Regions from separate parts of the Homo sapiens genome. Here region 1 is linked to region 2. A link is an interaction called in ENCODE POLR2A ChIA-PET data of the cell type or tissue named here. Cell type or tissue: PC-3. All regions are shown on one strand. Region 1 overlaps TYW1 (tRNA-yW synthesizing protein 1 homolog). Region 2 has its middle 49 kb from the start of LINC03011.

Region 1 (8,000 bases), 480 kb after region 2:
AGGGATGGGCCCTGCCTAGCTGTCTGTCTCTGGTGGAGTGTGAGTGACGGTGGAGGTGGGGAGTTTTTTTTAAAAGCTGTTTACGGCCGGGCGCAGTGGCACACTCCTGTAATGCCAGCACTTTGGGAGGCAGAGGCGGGCGGATCACCTGAGGTCGGGAGTTCGACCCCAGCCTGACCAACATGGAGAAACCCCATCTCTACTAAAAATACAAAATTAGCCGGGCGTGGTGGTGCATGCCTGTAGTCCCAACTACTTGGGAGGCTGAGGCAGGAGAATCACTTGAACCCGGGAGGTAGAGTTTGCAGTGAGCCGAGGTCGTGCCATTGCACTCCAGCCTTGGTAACAAGAGTGAAACTCTGTCTCAAAAAAAATAAATAAATAAAATAAAAGCTGTTTTCATTCTATTGTTGTGTCACAATGTAGATTTTGCTCCATATTTTCATTAAAAACATTTTTGATTATGTGTTTTTTGAGAGAGGGTCTCACCATGTTGCCTAGGTTGGAGTTCAGTGGCTTGCTGCAGCCTCGACCTCCCTGGGCTCAGGTGATCCTCCCACCTTAGCCTACTGAGTAGCTGGGACCACAGGCGCCCACCACACATCCAGCTAGTTTTTGTATTTTTTGTAGAGATGGGGTTTTACTTTGGTGCCCAGGCTGGTGTTGAACTCGGGCTTGAGCATTCTTCTCACCCCGGTCTCCCAAGGTGCTGGAATTATAGGCGTGAGCCACTGCATCTGGCCTCTCCCCATATTTTCAAATAAATTAGACTATGATTGGGAAAATTCAGATATGTAAATTTTTTTTTTTTTTTTTTTTTTGAGACAGAGTCACTCTCTTGCCCAGGCTGGAGTGCAATGGCACAATCTCGGCTCATTGCAACTTCTGCCTCCAGGGTTCAAGGAATTCTCATGACTCGACCTTACAAGTAGCCTGAATTATAGGCATGTGCCACCATGCCCCACTAATTTTTGTATTTTTAGTAGAGATGGGGTCTCACCGTGTTGGCCAGGCTGGTCTTGAACTCCTGGCCTGAAACAATCTGCCTGCCTCAGCCTCCCAAAGTGCTGGGATTACAGACATGAGACACTTCGCCTGGCGTAGATACGTAAATATTTTGTTTAATGCCTTGCCACTCAGGAAGCTTATTAAGTTTTTGAACTCTTAACTATGCCTCTGATAACTCCTGTTCCTCAGCTTAATTGCTTCATATCACAGTGAAATAAATTACTGAGTTTAGGAAATTACGAATCTTGCCAAATTGATTACATTTTCATTTTATAACTGAGTAGGCTTAGGCCCCATAGGCTTTGTTACATTTTTGGAACTCATTTATTTTGTTAACTCCTGTTTTGTTCTTATCATGATATAGAATGGTAGGTTTCAAATTTTTTTTTTTAGTCATTAATCCTTCATTTGATAAAGGGGGTTTGTTTGTCCTTTTGTTTAAAAAAATAAATCTAAGGCAGAAAAGTAGAATACATAAAATGACCCTCTTCTGGGTCAAGGCTGGAGCTTGAAGGCTTGAAGGTCATTTTGCCAGCAATTTCCTCTTCCTTAGCGGCAGCCCATGACCAGGGGCCTCGGAAGGACTTTGGGCTTTTGCAGAGCAGTCTGGAAAACCCTGATTTAGAGAACCGTGCTTTTAGCCTATCTATCTTTTCCTCACAGGTTGGCAAAAATGTTGACAAGTGGCTCTGGATGCTTGGCGCGCATCGTGTGATGAGTCGAGGGGAGGGCGACTGCGACGTGGTTAAAAGCAAGCACGGCAGCATTGAGGCCGACTTCAGAGCATGGAAGACCAAGTTCATCTCCCAGCTGCAGGCACTTCAGAAAGGGGAGAGAAAGAAGTCCTGTGGCGGCCACTGCAAGAAAGGCAAATGTGAATCTCACCAACATGGCTCAGAGGAGAGGGAGGAAGGATCTCATGAGCAGGATGAATTGCATCATAGAGACACCGAGGTATACCGCCTGTGTGTTCATCTCTCGAGGCTTTCCTCTTCTGCTTGGAGATCTCGAGCTTGACCTCTTTCTCAATAAACCATCTCGTTGGCTTCTGGTTAGAAGGAAGATCTGGCTGAGTGCAGTGGCTCGCACTTGTAATCCCCACACTTTGGGAGACCAAGGTGGGGGTATTGCTTGAGTCCGGGAGTTCAAGACCAGCCTGGGCAACATAGCAAGACCCTATCTTTACCACAATAATTTTAAATTTAGCAAGGCATGGTGGTGCATGCCTGTTGTCTCAGCTACGTAGGAGGTGGAGTTGGGAGGATTGCTTGAGCCCAGGAGTTTGAGACTGCAGTGAGCTGTGATCATGCCACTGCCCTCCAGCCTGGGCAACAGAGTGAGACCCTGCCCCAAAAACAAAGACAGAAACAATAACAAAAAAAGAAGGAAGATGTGAAACTCATGTGGTGGTGTTTCAGAGAGAGAGAGAGGCCTTAGGAATTAAGCCATATCGTGCTAGATGCTTTCCAGAATCTCTTCTTTAGGCCGGGCACGGTGGCTCACGCTTGTAATCCCAGCACTTTTGGGAGGCCAAGGTGGGTGGATCACTTGAAGTCGGGAGTTCGAGACCATTCTGGCCAACGTGGCGAAACCCCATCTCTACTAAAAATACAAAAATTAGCCAGGTGTGGTGGCGGGCACCTGTAATCCCAGCTACTTGGGAGGCTGAGGCACGAGAATCGCTTGAACCCGGGAGGTGGAGGTTCCAGTGATCTGAGATCATGCGACTGCACTCCAGCCCGGGCGACAGAGTGAGACTCAGTCTCAAAAAAAAAAAAAAAAAAGAAAAAAACAAAATACTGGGCCTCCCAAAATACTGGGATTACAGGCGTGACCCACCGTGCCCAGCCTTAACGTTTTCAATTGCTTTACCTCTCACTCACTCTTGTAACCCGACTGGCCAAACCCCAAGCCAGGCTGAAACCATCCCCTTCACATCAGCCTTCCCCGTGTCTGCTGCTGATTGTTTGACTATAGATTCACGACCACGGGCTCAAGTTTAGACTCAGAAGTGCTCTACAGGCTCACACCTTCCCTTGCAGATTCCCCTTCTTACTCTCCAAGTTGACTGTTTCATACTCATTTCCTCCCCAACCCTTCCCCCAGCTCCCATCTCCTGCCTCAGCCTCCTGAGTAGCTGGGATTACAGGCACGTACCACTACGCCCAGCTAATTTTTGTATTTTTTTAATAGAGATGGGGTTTCATCATGTTGGTTAGGCTGGTCTCGAACTCCTGACCTCAGGTGATCTGCCCGCCTCGGCCTCCCAAAGTGCTGGGATTACAGGCATGAGCCACCATGCCCAGACCGTTTTGTAAATTAGAGACAGTGTCTCACTATGTTGCCCAGGCTAGTCTCTAACTCCTGGCCTCGAGCAAACCTCCCATCTTGGCCTCGGACAGCGCTGGGATTGGGATTACAGGGGTGAGCCACTGCACCTAGCCAAAATATATAAATATAATTTAAAGAGTTTATTTGAGCCAAAATGAGGGCAGCTGTCTCAGACACACTTTGCAGCTGAAGGGACTGCTCCATTAGCTTTTGTTACAAGCAGGTTTTTAAAAGCAAAGGGAACAAGGAGTGGTCGATACCAAGTTGTTGGACAGAAATTCTCATTGCTTTATAGCGATAATATTGATTAGTGATTAGCTATGCACTGTTGAATGACAGGATATGAGGTATGGTGTGCAATGCAAATAGCATTTTATGGCTACCTGGAGTCAGTCAGTCTGAGTCAAGCCCACAGAGCAGATGGCTTCAAGAGATAATTACTTAGCTCAACAGGAAGTGATATGACAGATGTTTCATTCCAATTTCATTTCAGTCCAAGCTATGACTGCAATGAAATTGGAATGAAACATCAATTTCAATTCAGGTTATGGGTCCCATAAGTTAAAGAGCTTACAGCCAGTGTGGAGGCTCATGCCTATAATCCCAACACTTTGGGAGGCCAAGGTGGGTGGGAGGATTGCTGGAGGCTAGGAGTTCAAGATCAGCCTGGGCAAAATAGTGAGACCCTGTTTCCACAAAAACAAAAATTAAAAGTAGACAGGATGGTGGCTCAGGCCTGTAAATCCCTGCTACTCAGGAGGCCGAGGCAGGAGGATCACTTGAGCTCAGGAGTTCAAAGCTGCAGTGAGCTATGATCAAGCAGTTCTCCTGCCTCAGGCTCCCGAGTAGCTGAGACTACAGACGCCCGCCACCACGCCCAGCTAATTTTTTATGTTTTTAGTAGATACCGGCTTTCACCACATTAGCCAGGATGGTCTCAATCTCCTGACCTCGTGATCCACCTGCCTCGGCCTCCCAAAGTGCTGGGATTACAGACGTGAGCCATTGTGTCCGGCCAAGTAATCTTAAAAATACAAATCAGACCATGTTAACCTCCTGTTTAAAAGTGATTTTTCATTGCTGCTGCTTTCATAAAAACTTCGTTGCTTAGTGTGACCTTAGCACCTAATCTGACTCTTGAATTTCTCCATTGTCATCCTATTATTCTCTCTCTTCCTCTCCAGCCTCTAGCTACGTGGTCTCCTTGGTTCTAAAAATATTTGTCAAGGCTGGGCGCGGTGGCTCATGCCTATAATCCCAGCACTTTGGGAATCCAAGGCAGGCGGATCATGAGGTTGGGAGTTCGAGACCAGCCTGACCAACATGGTGAAACCCTGTCTCTATTAAAAATACAAAAATTAGCTGGGTATGCTGGCAGGCACCTGTAATCCCAGCTACTCGGGAGGCTGAAGCAGGAGAATCGCTTGAACTTGGGAGGTGGAGGTTGCAGTGAGCCGAGATTGCGTCACTGCACTCCAGCCTGGGTGACAGAGCGAGACGCTGTCTCCAAAAAAAATAAAAAACAAATTTGTCAAATGAGTTTGAATATCCAACTTTGTGCTCACCTGTTACTCTTTAGTTCAGGCCAACATCTTTTCTTCCCTAGGGGATTGTCATACGTTGTTCAGATTTATCCTTGTCTATATTCTTGTTTCCCTTAAATTACCTTCTGTCTTCCCAGTTGAGTGAGCTATTGAAGTGCAGGTCTGTGTTACTTCTCTGTTCAGACCATGTTAGACGCTTCTCATTCTCTCTTTCCAGGACAGGCAAGATCCTTTGCAGTCCGGCCCACATCTTTCTCTGCTACATTTTCTTCCCATGTCATGTGCTTTATTCTCCATCTGCTGGTACTTTCTGAGTGACTGATAGTAGCTGCATGCCTCCTGGTGCTTGCCTAAGTGACTTTGCCCATCCCCTTCCAACAGCGTTCCCACATGTCTTTCCCTGGCTGGGCCTGTTTACTTACCCTTCACATTTGACTCAGGTATCGTCTCATTCGGGCAGCCACCCGTAGATTTGGAGCCCACTGCATGGCTCCTTTTCGTATTCCTAAACCCTTTCATTAAAGCATTTCCCCTTTCGATGTAGTATCTGTGTGTCTCTTACTGGATTGGAATCTTTGTGAGGACCAGGGGAATGTGTCGCATTAATTTTCAAGCACTACTGGCTACCATGAGTATATGCAGTGTTCAAGATAACTTTTGAAGTTTCCCAAGGTCACAGAACCAAGTTAGCAGTTTTGATTTGATTTGATGTGAAGATGAAATAGGTTCCTTTTGGAAAAAGTAAATTCTCGACATGAGTCTTTCCATTAGAAACTTGAGTCTAAGGAGAAGTTATCAAGAAGAGTCTAGGACAAGGACCAGCAAACAGGCTCACTGGCCAGATCCAGCCTATTGCCTGTTTTTCTTTTGAGACAGGGGCTGGTCTGTTCCCCAGGCTGGAGTGCAGTAGTGCATAGCTCACTGCAGCCTCTAACTCCTGGGCTCAAGTGATCCTCCTATCTCAGCCTCCTGAGTAGCTGGGCCTACAGGCATGCACCATCATGCCCAGCTAAGTTTTTTTAATTTTTTGTAGAGATGAGGTCCCACTGTGTTGCCCAGGCTGGTCTCAAACTGCTGAGCTCAAGCGATCCTCCTGCCTTGGCCTCCCAAAGTGTTGGGATTATAAGTGTGAGCCACTGCACCCAGCTTGTTTTTTAATTTTTTAAAATAAAAGTTTTGGAAGCATAGCCATGTTCATTCATTTATGTATTGTCATAGCTGCTTTGGTGTTAGAGGGGCAGATTTGCATAGTAAAGACAGGATTGTATGCCCCACAAGGTCAGAAATACTTACAATTTGGTGTTTTACAGTAAAAGTTTACTGACTTCTTGTCCAGGATAACATGGTGAGATTGGACTAGATGATCCCTGATGTCTCTTCTGTGTCTAATATTCTGAAATTTATTGGAAATGATGAGGTAGGAGCATAGGGCACATGGGCAATACGGAACTTCTTGCAATTCTAGGAAAATGAGTGCATCAGGAGATCCTAATACTGAAGGTATTGTTATATATTTAGACAAACTGGTTGGGAGACACTGGACTAGAAGATCTAAAAATGGACTAATTGTTAGCAAGTATGTTTCACGTGGTGTACTTGTCTCTTCTTGACAGCTTGGGCATGAGGCTGGGATATCAGGGTGGAGTTAACTGGCAGAGACTTTCTGTTGAAGCTGGGCTAAATTAAAGAACACATTCATACACTTATTTCTGGGAACAATTTATTTTGTCATCTGGAAGCAAGGCAGAGAAGACTACTCATTTATTGACAAAGCAAAAGAGAACCAGAGAGCCAGCCACAGCGCCACTTCTGTAGTCTCAGGCTTGGTTTCAAATAGGAGAGCGTAAGATCGTCCGTGATAATCCTATCATCTGGCACAGGACAGGCGTGACCTCGTCTAAGAGGGGCTGTTTTATTTTGTATTGAACACTTATCAGCAGCATCTGATTATATGACATCTCTCTGCTATACTGTGGGGCATATTGGCCAGCATATGAAGGTTATTGACATTTTGTTTCTTTTAATTTAATTTTTTTCTTTTCTTTTTTTTGAGATGGAGTCTTGCTCTGTTGCCAAAGCTGGAGTGCAGGGTCACGATCTCGGCTCACTGCAACCTCCACCTCCTGGGTTCAAGCAATTCTCCTGTCTCAGCCTTTGGAGTAGTTGGGACTACAGGCGCATGCCACCACGCTCGGCTAATTTTTGTATTTTTAGTAGGGACAGAGTTTCACCATGTTGGTCAGGCTTGTCTCGAACTCTTGACCTCAGGTGATCCATCTTCCTTGGCCTCCCAAAGTGCTGGGATTACAGGAGTGAGCCACTGTGTCCGGCCCGTTTCTTTTAAAGTGACCCTTGAGTTACTGAGAAAGTACCTGCTGTTGAAAACAAAGAACTACTTCACCTCTTAAAAATCTCTTTATCAGCTGGGCACGGTGGCTCACATTTGTAACCCCAGCAATTTGGGAGGCTGAGGCGGGCGCGTCACCTGAGGTCAAGAGTCTGAGACCAGCCTGGCTGACATGGTGAAACCCTGTCTCTACTAAAAATACAAAAATTAGCTGGGTGTGATGGTGCATGCCTGTAGTCCCAGCTACTCTGGAGGCTGAGGCATGAGAATTGCTTGAACCAAGGAGGTAGAGGTTGCAGTGAGCCAAGATCACGCCACTGCACTCCAGCCTGGGTGACAGAGCAAGACTCAACAACAACAACAAAAACAACAACAACAAAGAACAAACAAAAAAATCTCTCTAACGTTTTATTCTGCCTTATCCTCAATTGGAGAAAGGGATGAAGGCTGCCACGTATTAGCTGTGATTTCTTAACTTCTCTACCTTTAATTTCCTCATCTATGAGATGATGTTGAACCTGTCTACATCATAAGTAGTTAAGGATGAAATGAATGGGTATATGAACATTGTGTTGGGGACGTAGTAGATACTCAGCAAATGTGTCTTCCCAGTGATGTCACATTTCCTCTACTTCTGCTTGGTATGTGTCTCGTTCCCCTGAGCCCAGCTCATGTCACTGTGACGTGAGAGGGCAGGTGAAGTGTTAGTTGTTCCCACTCCATCATGCCCTTTCACAGTTGTTAGTCTGATGCTAAAGACTTAAGATTTA
Region 2 (8,000 bases):
TGCAGGAATTCAAGCAGGAGCTCGAACAATCCAGCCCCTACCAGAGCCTGCCCTACCCCATTTCCTTCAGAAACTCATGATTTAAAAAAATGTAACCTGGGCGACATGGCAAGATCCCATCTCTACAAAAAATGGAAAAATTAGCTGGGTGTGGTGGCCTGCACCTGTAGCCCCAGCTACTGCACTCCAGCCTGAATGACAGCAAGACCCTGTCTCTAACAAAAAAAAAAAAAAAAAAAAGTAATCCTCTTTCCTCTAAATTAAATAAAGAGGTAGGAAAATGCAAGAGCAGCTACAGAGAAAAATCAGTGTTCTTCCAGAGCTTGTTGACTGAGCTAGAGAATCCCACGGACAAGGTATACTGTGGGCTTTGCACAGTGTCTGCACGTAATATGGCCAAGCTTGTTTTTTATTTTTTAATTTGTTTGTTGTTAGTTTGAGACAGGGTCTAGCTCAGTTGCCCAGGCTGGAGTGCAGTGGTGCAATCATGGCGTACTGCAACCTTGACTTTCCAGGCTCAAGCGATCCTCCCACCTCTGCCTCCCAAGTAGCTGGGATTACAGGCACACACTACCATGCCCAGCTAATTTTTGTTTGTTTGTTTTTTTGTAGAGACAGGGTCTTGCCATGTTCCCCAGACTGGTTTCAAACTCCTGGCCTCAGCCTCCCAAAGTGCTGGGATTACAGGCATGAGCCACTACATCTGGTCAGTTCCTGGTGTTATTGACAAAGGCATTTAGACCCACTCCACCCCTCCCACACTCTGGAGGTGGTCAGGACGCCTCCCCAAACCGCCAGCCCCCTCAGCCAGCCCAGCCCCACTTTCCTGACACGCACACTCCCGCCACTTCTGGTTCACCGCCTGGGACCTGTGTCTCACGTAGAGCTGCCATAGTGTGCTATTGACTGCCCCGTAGTGTCACTGCTGGTTAGCCGCAGCCTGGTTTAGGGTTGCACTTCTCCCCAGACCAGGCAAGACTTGGAAGGAACAGGGGAAGTTTCCTGATTGGCTAATGAGTGTTAAGCACCTGAAATTACAGGATACTACAAGTTTCCTTGTGTCTTACTTGCCGCTCCCAACTGCCTTGGAGGTCTGTGTGATGAGCCCCAGAGTGCAGATGAGCCCACATCCTTGGAGCTTTGGGCCCCGTGTGGTGGTCACCTCCTCTGGGAAGCCCTCCCTGCTATAGGCTCCCATGGGCCATGTAAACCAGAAAGTGCCTGAAACAGGTCTCAATCGATTTAGAGATTTATTTTGCCATGGTGGAGGACACAGCCAGGAAAAAGAGACTCAAGCTGCAATAGGGTCTGTGGCCTGTGCTTTTTTCCAGAGAGGATTTTGAGGACTTTGGTATTTAAAGGGGAAAGAGGGGGGCTGGGCACAGTGGCTCACGCTTGTAATCCCAGCACTTTGGAAGGCCAAGGCAGGTGGATCACCTGAGGTCAGGAGCATAATGGGCAGCATAATGAAACCCCATCTCTACTAAAAATACAAAAAATTCAACACGCGTGGTGGCGGGTGCCTGTAATCCTGGCTACTCTGGAGGCTGAGGCACAAGAATCACTCGAACTCAGTAGGCGGAGGTTGCAGTGAGCCAAAATCATGCCACTGCACTCCAGCCTGGAAAACAGTGAGACTGTCTCAAAAAATAAAAAAATAAAAGAAGAGGAATAGTTAATGATGTATTCATCCTGTGCTCAGTAAATCTGCATTTTACATAAGATAATGTAAACAGAATAGAGGAAGTTAAATACGTATTTGTCTTGGGTGGACAGAGCGATAATTTCTATTCTTGTCTTTGTCCCCTGCCTGTGAAGATAAGCTGTGAATTTACATGACCAGGGTGAGGGAAGCCACCCGGGAGATAGGTGACCTTCTGTCTTACAGCCATCTGCTTAGGGACAAAAGGCTATTGAATGACTCAGTTCCCAAGCTTAACATTTCCCTTTGGCATAGTGAGTTTGGGGTCCCATGTTTTTTGTTTTTTCTTGAGACGGAGTCTTGCTTTGTCACCCAGGCTGGAGTGCGGTGGCGCGATCTTAGCTCACTGCAGCTTCCACCTCCCAGTTCAAGGGATTCTCCTGCCTCAGCCTCCTGAGTAACTCGGATTACAGGCACACACCACCACACCCAGCTAATTTTTTGTATTTTTAGTAGAGACACGGTTTCACCATGTTGGCCAGGCTGGTCTGGAACTCCTGACCTCAAGTGATCCACCCACCTCGGCCTCTCCACCCGGCCTGGGCCTCATCTTTGAGGGGCCTGCTAAGCTTCTTTCTATCCTGCAAGCTTCGTAGAGCTCTGACTTTGAGTCTTGCTCTGTCCCGGAATAGGAGAAGACAGAGGCGTGGCACTGTGGGCTGAAAGCAACAGATTTAGGGGAAACTATCTTTAAGACTAAGCCTTCTTTCTATAGCTACTGTCGGGGAGGCCGGGCATGGTGGTTCACATCTATAATCCCAGCACTTTGGGAGGCTGAGGCGGGCGGATCACCTGAGGCCAGGAGTTCAAGACCAGCCTGAGCAACATGGTGAAACCCTGTCTCTACTAAAAATACAAAAATTAGCCAGGCATGGTGGCAGGCACCTGTAATTCCAGATACTCAGGAGGCTGAGGCATGAGAATCAGTTGAACCCAGGAGGCAGAGGTTGCAGTGAGCCAAGATCGTACCACTGTACTCCAGCCTGAGTGACAGAGCGAGAGCGAGAGAGAGAGAGAAAGAAAGAGAGAAAGAAAGAAAGAAAGAAAGAAAAAAAGAAAAGAAAAAGAAAGAAAGATGAAAGAAAGAAAGAAAGAAAGAAAGAAAGAAAGAAAGAAAGAAAGAAAGAAAGAAAGAAAGAAGGAAGGAAAGAAAAGAAAGAAAAACTGTAGGGGAATCTGAGACACCAGGAAACCCAGGGCTCATGGTAGAGTGGAAAGACCAGGGCTTTGGGGTCGACACAGAGTACTCTTGGTGCTTAGTGGCTGTGTGACCTTGGGTAAGTTTCTTTACCTCTCTGAGCCTCTGTGTCCTTGGCTGCAGTGTCTAGGAAAGCATCTGCACACAGTGATGTGTGTGGTCCAGGCCATCCTTTCTCTGTTCTGTGCACCCACGGCCATGCCTGCTGAGAATCCTGCCACCAATGATTCCTCAGTGGCATGGGGAGAGATGGAACGTGCCGTTGCTTCCCTGCAGGTTCTAGGAGCTGGTCTTTGGGCCCAAGACTCCAACACCGTTGTCTGCATGGGATTTGGACAAGGGTGACCTTGATCCTTCCCACATCCCACTGCTGAAAGGAAGGGCCATGTTGGGCCACAGGAGATGAGAGTTCTAGGGGATGTGGAGCGTGGGGTCTTGGTGTGGCTGAATTAGAGGCATTACTCCATGAGATAGGGACACGGGAGGAGGACGTTGTCTGGAATGGCTGATATTTGCGGTGTCTTTGGGTACCCAGGGGGGCTGGTGGGCTGTGCCTGAAGACAGATGCAGCAACTCAGAGATGTGTAGAGATTCCTGAGTGTAGGTGTGGACGGACCAGGCCAGGGACCTGCAGGGTTTGGGAGGACCTGAGGGGGTGGGTGTTGGAGCCCTGGGAAAAGGAAGAACCAGGCCAAGCAGGTGCCCAGCCTCTGTCCTGTGGGAAGCTCCCTGCTCTTTGGGCAGCCCCCACATTGAGAATGGGGCCTCCATTCTGGCAGCTTGTGCACGGGAGGCCAAGCGACCCAGATAGGGTCTGCAGACTCCAAGCAGCACAGAGCACCAGCCCAGGAGATGCAGTTCCCAAGGCAGCCTCCTAAACAGAAGTGAGCTCTTCCCAGAGTTTTCAAGATTAAAAGAGCCAGGCACAGTGACTCACAACTGTAATCCCAGCACTTTCGGAGGCTGAAGCAGGAGGATCACTTGAGCCTAGGAGTTCAAGAATAGCCTGTGCAACAGAGAGAGATTCTCTCTACAAAAAATTTTAAAAAAACTTAGTCTGGCACGGTGATTCATGCCTGGAGCCCCAGCTACTAGAGAGGCTGAGTGGGGAGGACTGCTTGAGCCAAAGAGTTCAAGGCTGCAGTAAGTCATGACGGCACCACTATACTCCAACCTGGGAAACAGGGTGAAACCCTGTCTCAAAAAACAGGAGCCAGGCTGGGCACCATGGCTCACGCCTGTAATCCCAGAACTTTGGGAGGCCGAGGTGGGCAGATCACCTGAGCTCAGGAGTTCAAGACCAGCCTGGCCAACATGGCAAAACCCCATCTCTACTAAAAATACAAAAATTAACCGGATGTGGTGGCAGGCGCCTGTAGTCCCAGCTCTCAGGAGGCTGATGCACGAGAATGGCTTGAACCTGAGAGGCAGAGGTTGCAGTGAACCGAGACTGCGCCACTGCACTCCAGACTGGGCAACAGAGTGAGACTGTGTCTTGGAAAAACAAAGAGAAAAAAAAAAGGAGTCATTTTGTTCCAACGACTCATCAGTCTGCTCTGCCCTGCCTCATCCGGCCCTAGCTCCCTGCCTGCTTCTAGCTTCACCCCCCTCAACATCTCACCCTTACCCAACCTGCCTGCCCCAGAGGCCCAGCCCATGTGAACCCATGCTTCTCAGAGAGATTTCCTGTTGGACATGCAAACCAGCCTTCCTGCAATCCCAGCCCCATCCTCAACCCTGGCACAAACCCACAGGCTGCTGCAGAGCTCTGCCCCAGACCCCATCTCCAGCCCAACCACCCCTCAGCCTTACAGCCCAGCTCAGGCCCCGTCTCCAGGGCTAACTGACCCCAGCAGCAACTCTAGGCTACAGGGAGGGGAGAGCGGAGCACGCCGGGGCTCAAGCAGCAGATAAGCCGTGACAGTTGCCAGGGCAGTGAGCAGGGAGAATGCATAGCCCCCACACTCCCAGACACAGTCTGTTTCCCATTCACAGACCTTGGCCAGCGAGCAGTCAGGGGATTTCCAACAGCCCAGCACAGTGACACCGGCCCCTGTGCACGGACCCCGCTAGGCCCATCAGTTGTCTCCCCTGTACCACCCCCAAGTTCAGCCACTTCCAGGACAAGGGATCTTTCTTTTTTTTTCTTTTCTTTTTTTTGTTTTTTGGAGACGGAGTTTCGCTCGTCACCCAGGCTGGAGTGTAATGGCGTGATTTCGGCTCACTGCAACCTCTGCCTTCCGGGTTCAAGCAGTTCTCCTGTCTCAACCTCTTGAGTAGTTGGGATTACAGGTGCCCGCCACCACACTCGGCTAATTGCTGTATTTTTAGTAGAGATGGGGTTTTGCCATGTTGGCCAGGGTGATCTGCCCGTCTCAGCCTCCCACAGTGCTGGGATTACAGGCGTGAGCCGCCACACCTGGCCAGCATAGGATCTTTCACCCTTGAGTGCCTGTGCATGGCTGGTCCTTCTGCCCCGGTGTCTTCACACTGCCACTCCATCCTTCACAAACTCCTACCTGCCTTTTCAGAGCCCATTTTTTTTGTTGTTGTTTTCATTTTTATTTGAGACAGGTCTCTGTCTCCCAGGCTGCAGTGCAGTGACATGATCTCTGCTCACTGCAACCTCCACCTCCCAGGCTCAGGCGATTCTCCTGCCTCACCCTCCCGAGTAGCTGGGACTACAGGTGCCTGCCACCACGCCCAGCTAATCTTTTTGTATTTTTAGTAGAGACGGGGTTTCACCATGTTGGCCAGGCTGGTTTTGAACCCTTGGCCTCAAGTGATCTGCCTGCCTCTGCCTCCCAAAGTGCTGGGATTATAGGCATGAGCCACCAATGTCAGGCCTTGAGAGCCCATTCAAGCATCCTGCTCTCCTGGGGGAGGTCTCCCCAGACTTGCCCAGACAGGATGGGCATCCTCATTCATGCCCCTTGTCTCCTAAGTGTGTCTGTTGTACTTTGGTGACCAGGTGACACCCCCTCTGGCTGGGAGACCCTCAGGGGAGCAGCCCTGCCTCTTTAGGTTGTTTTGTGCCCAACACAGGGCCTATGCTGGGGACACTGATAAGAAAATGTCGGATGGGCTGGCCACCGTGGCTCACACCTGTAATTCCCGAACTTTGGGAGGCCAAGACGAGGATCGCTTGAGGCCAGGAGTTCAAGATCAGCCTGGGCAACATAGTGAGACTCCATCTCTACCAAAAATTTAAAAAATTAGGTATGGTGGCACACATCTGTATTCCCAACCACTCAGGAGGCTGAGGCAGTATGGATCACTTGAGCCTGGTATTTGGAGGCTGCCGTGAACTATCTGATTGCACCGCTGCCTTCCAGCCTGGGTGACAGAGCAAAACCATGTCTCAAAGAAAGAAAAATGGATGGATGGACAGACCAACAACTGGGGCTAGAAACCAGCTACAGCCAGGCACAGTGGCTCACGCCTGTAATCCCAACACTTTGGGAGGCCAAGGCGGGTGGATCACCTGAGCCCAAGAGTTTGAGACCAGCCTGAGCAACATGATGAAAACCCGTCTCTACTAAAAAATACAAAAATTAGCTAGGCATGGTGGTGCGGTGCCTGTGATTCCAGCTACTTGGGGGGCTGACGCAGGAGAATCACTTGAACCTGGGAGGTGGAGGTTGCAGTAAGCTGAGATCGCGCCTCTGCACTCCAGCATGGGCAACAGAGCGAGACTCTGTCTCAAAAAATAAATTAATTAATTAATTAAATAAAATAAATACGTAACTAAACAAACAAACAGCTGCATGGGAGTAGGCAGGGCCTGCAGAGAATGTTTTGGCAGGTCAGGGATGCCTGGTGGGAGAAGCAGCAGGTCTGGTGGCCAAGCCAGTGCCAACTCTCAGGCCCCCTTGTCTTCCTCTTTAGATGAAGATGATACCAACAGACTTGGGGAGGTGATCCTGCAGGAGCAGGTGAAGGAACTCTTCAACGAGAAATACAGTCAGTGTCTGTGGTCAGGGTCAGCACACCAAGCCCTCCTCCCGGGGAAAGGGGGAGGCCCTCCCTCCCTCTGCAGCCAGCCTAGCCTTCAGGAGCCCCCAGCTGGCCTGCCTGCTCCCTGGGGACATGGCTGCTCTGCCCATGACCCACATTTTGTGTATGTTGATTTTCTTTTTTTTTTTTTAAACAGCGTCTCACTCTGTTGCCCAGGCTGGAGTACAGTGGTGCAATGTCTGCTCACTGCAGCCTCCACCTCATGGGCTTAGGCAATCCTCCTGCCCCAGCCTCTCAAGTAGCTGGGACTACAAGCGTGCGCCACCACTCCCGGCTAATTTTTCTATTTTTAGTAGAGACGAGGTTTCACCATGTTGCCCAGACTGGTCTTGATCTTCTGGGCTCAAGCGATCCACCCGCCTTGGCCTCCCAAAGTGCTGGGATCGCAGGTGTGAGCCACCACCTGACATCCCTTTCCGGAACCCCAACACGTACGACATCCACTGGCTGGAGAAGATCCTGAAGGCCCGAAAGCATGTCCACATGGTCATCATTAGCCAGCTGCAGTGAGTGCCCAGCCTCTGGAACGGGGAACAGAGAGGGCAAGACCATGGGGAGGGTGAAAGTCAAGGTCATGGTGGGTCAGCTGGGATCCAGACCCAGGTGTACTACAATAGTTCCTGCCTCTTTCTCCTGAAACATACAACTTCAACACTTATGGACATTTACTTATTTTTAAAGATTTTTTTTTTTTTAGATATTATATTTGTTCTCTGGGGAAGAAACAAAAACATGTTTTAATTAAATTTGACTGTTTCTGACTATACAATTCTGATTTTTAACATTTAAATATAAATACGTTTGTATTTAAATATCAATGTTTAAATATAAATATGAATATTTATTATATTTTTTAAAATAATTATAATTCCATAGTCTCAGTGATTACCTTTTTTTCTTTTTTTTTGAGACAGGGTCTTGCTCTGTCACCGAGGCTGGAGTGCAGTGGCACGATCTCAGCTCACTGCAACCTTCACCTCCTGGCTTCAACCCATTCTCATGCCTCAGCCTCCCAAGTAGCTGGGATTACAGGTGTGCACCACCACCCTGGCTAATTTTTGTATTTTTTGGTAGAGATGGAGT

Evidence for each region. Peaks named below come from ENCODE experiments on the same cell type or tissue, not always from the same donor. Only the 100,000 strongest peaks of a DNase experiment are listed, where the experiment ranks them.
Region 1: POLR2A ChIA-PET joins it to region 2 with 10 read pairs; 2 of 35 experiments call an interaction of 5 or more read pairs at or near these places.

The regions. Positions count from the first base shown.
Region 1 is chr7:67,016,182-67,024,181 of GRCh38, forward strand. It overlaps TYW1 (tRNA-yW synthesizing protein 1 homolog), which reads left to right. Exons shown (of 16, transcript NM_018264.4): 6 at 1,672-1,962. Among named protein-coding and RNA genes, the nearest start is that of TYW1, 23 kb to the left of the region's middle. In PC-3, no CTCF peak of the experiment used is centred here; a DNase peak (open chromatin) is centred at 3,760; H3K27ac peaks cover 1,212 bases.
Region 2 is chr7:66,538,249-66,546,248 of GRCh38, forward strand. It overlaps the pseudogene LOC100420547 and the pseudogene RABGEF1P1. Among named protein-coding and RNA genes, the nearest start is that of LINC03011, 49 kb to the left of the region's middle. In PC-3, no CTCF peak of the experiment used is centred here; no DNase peak of the experiment used is centred here.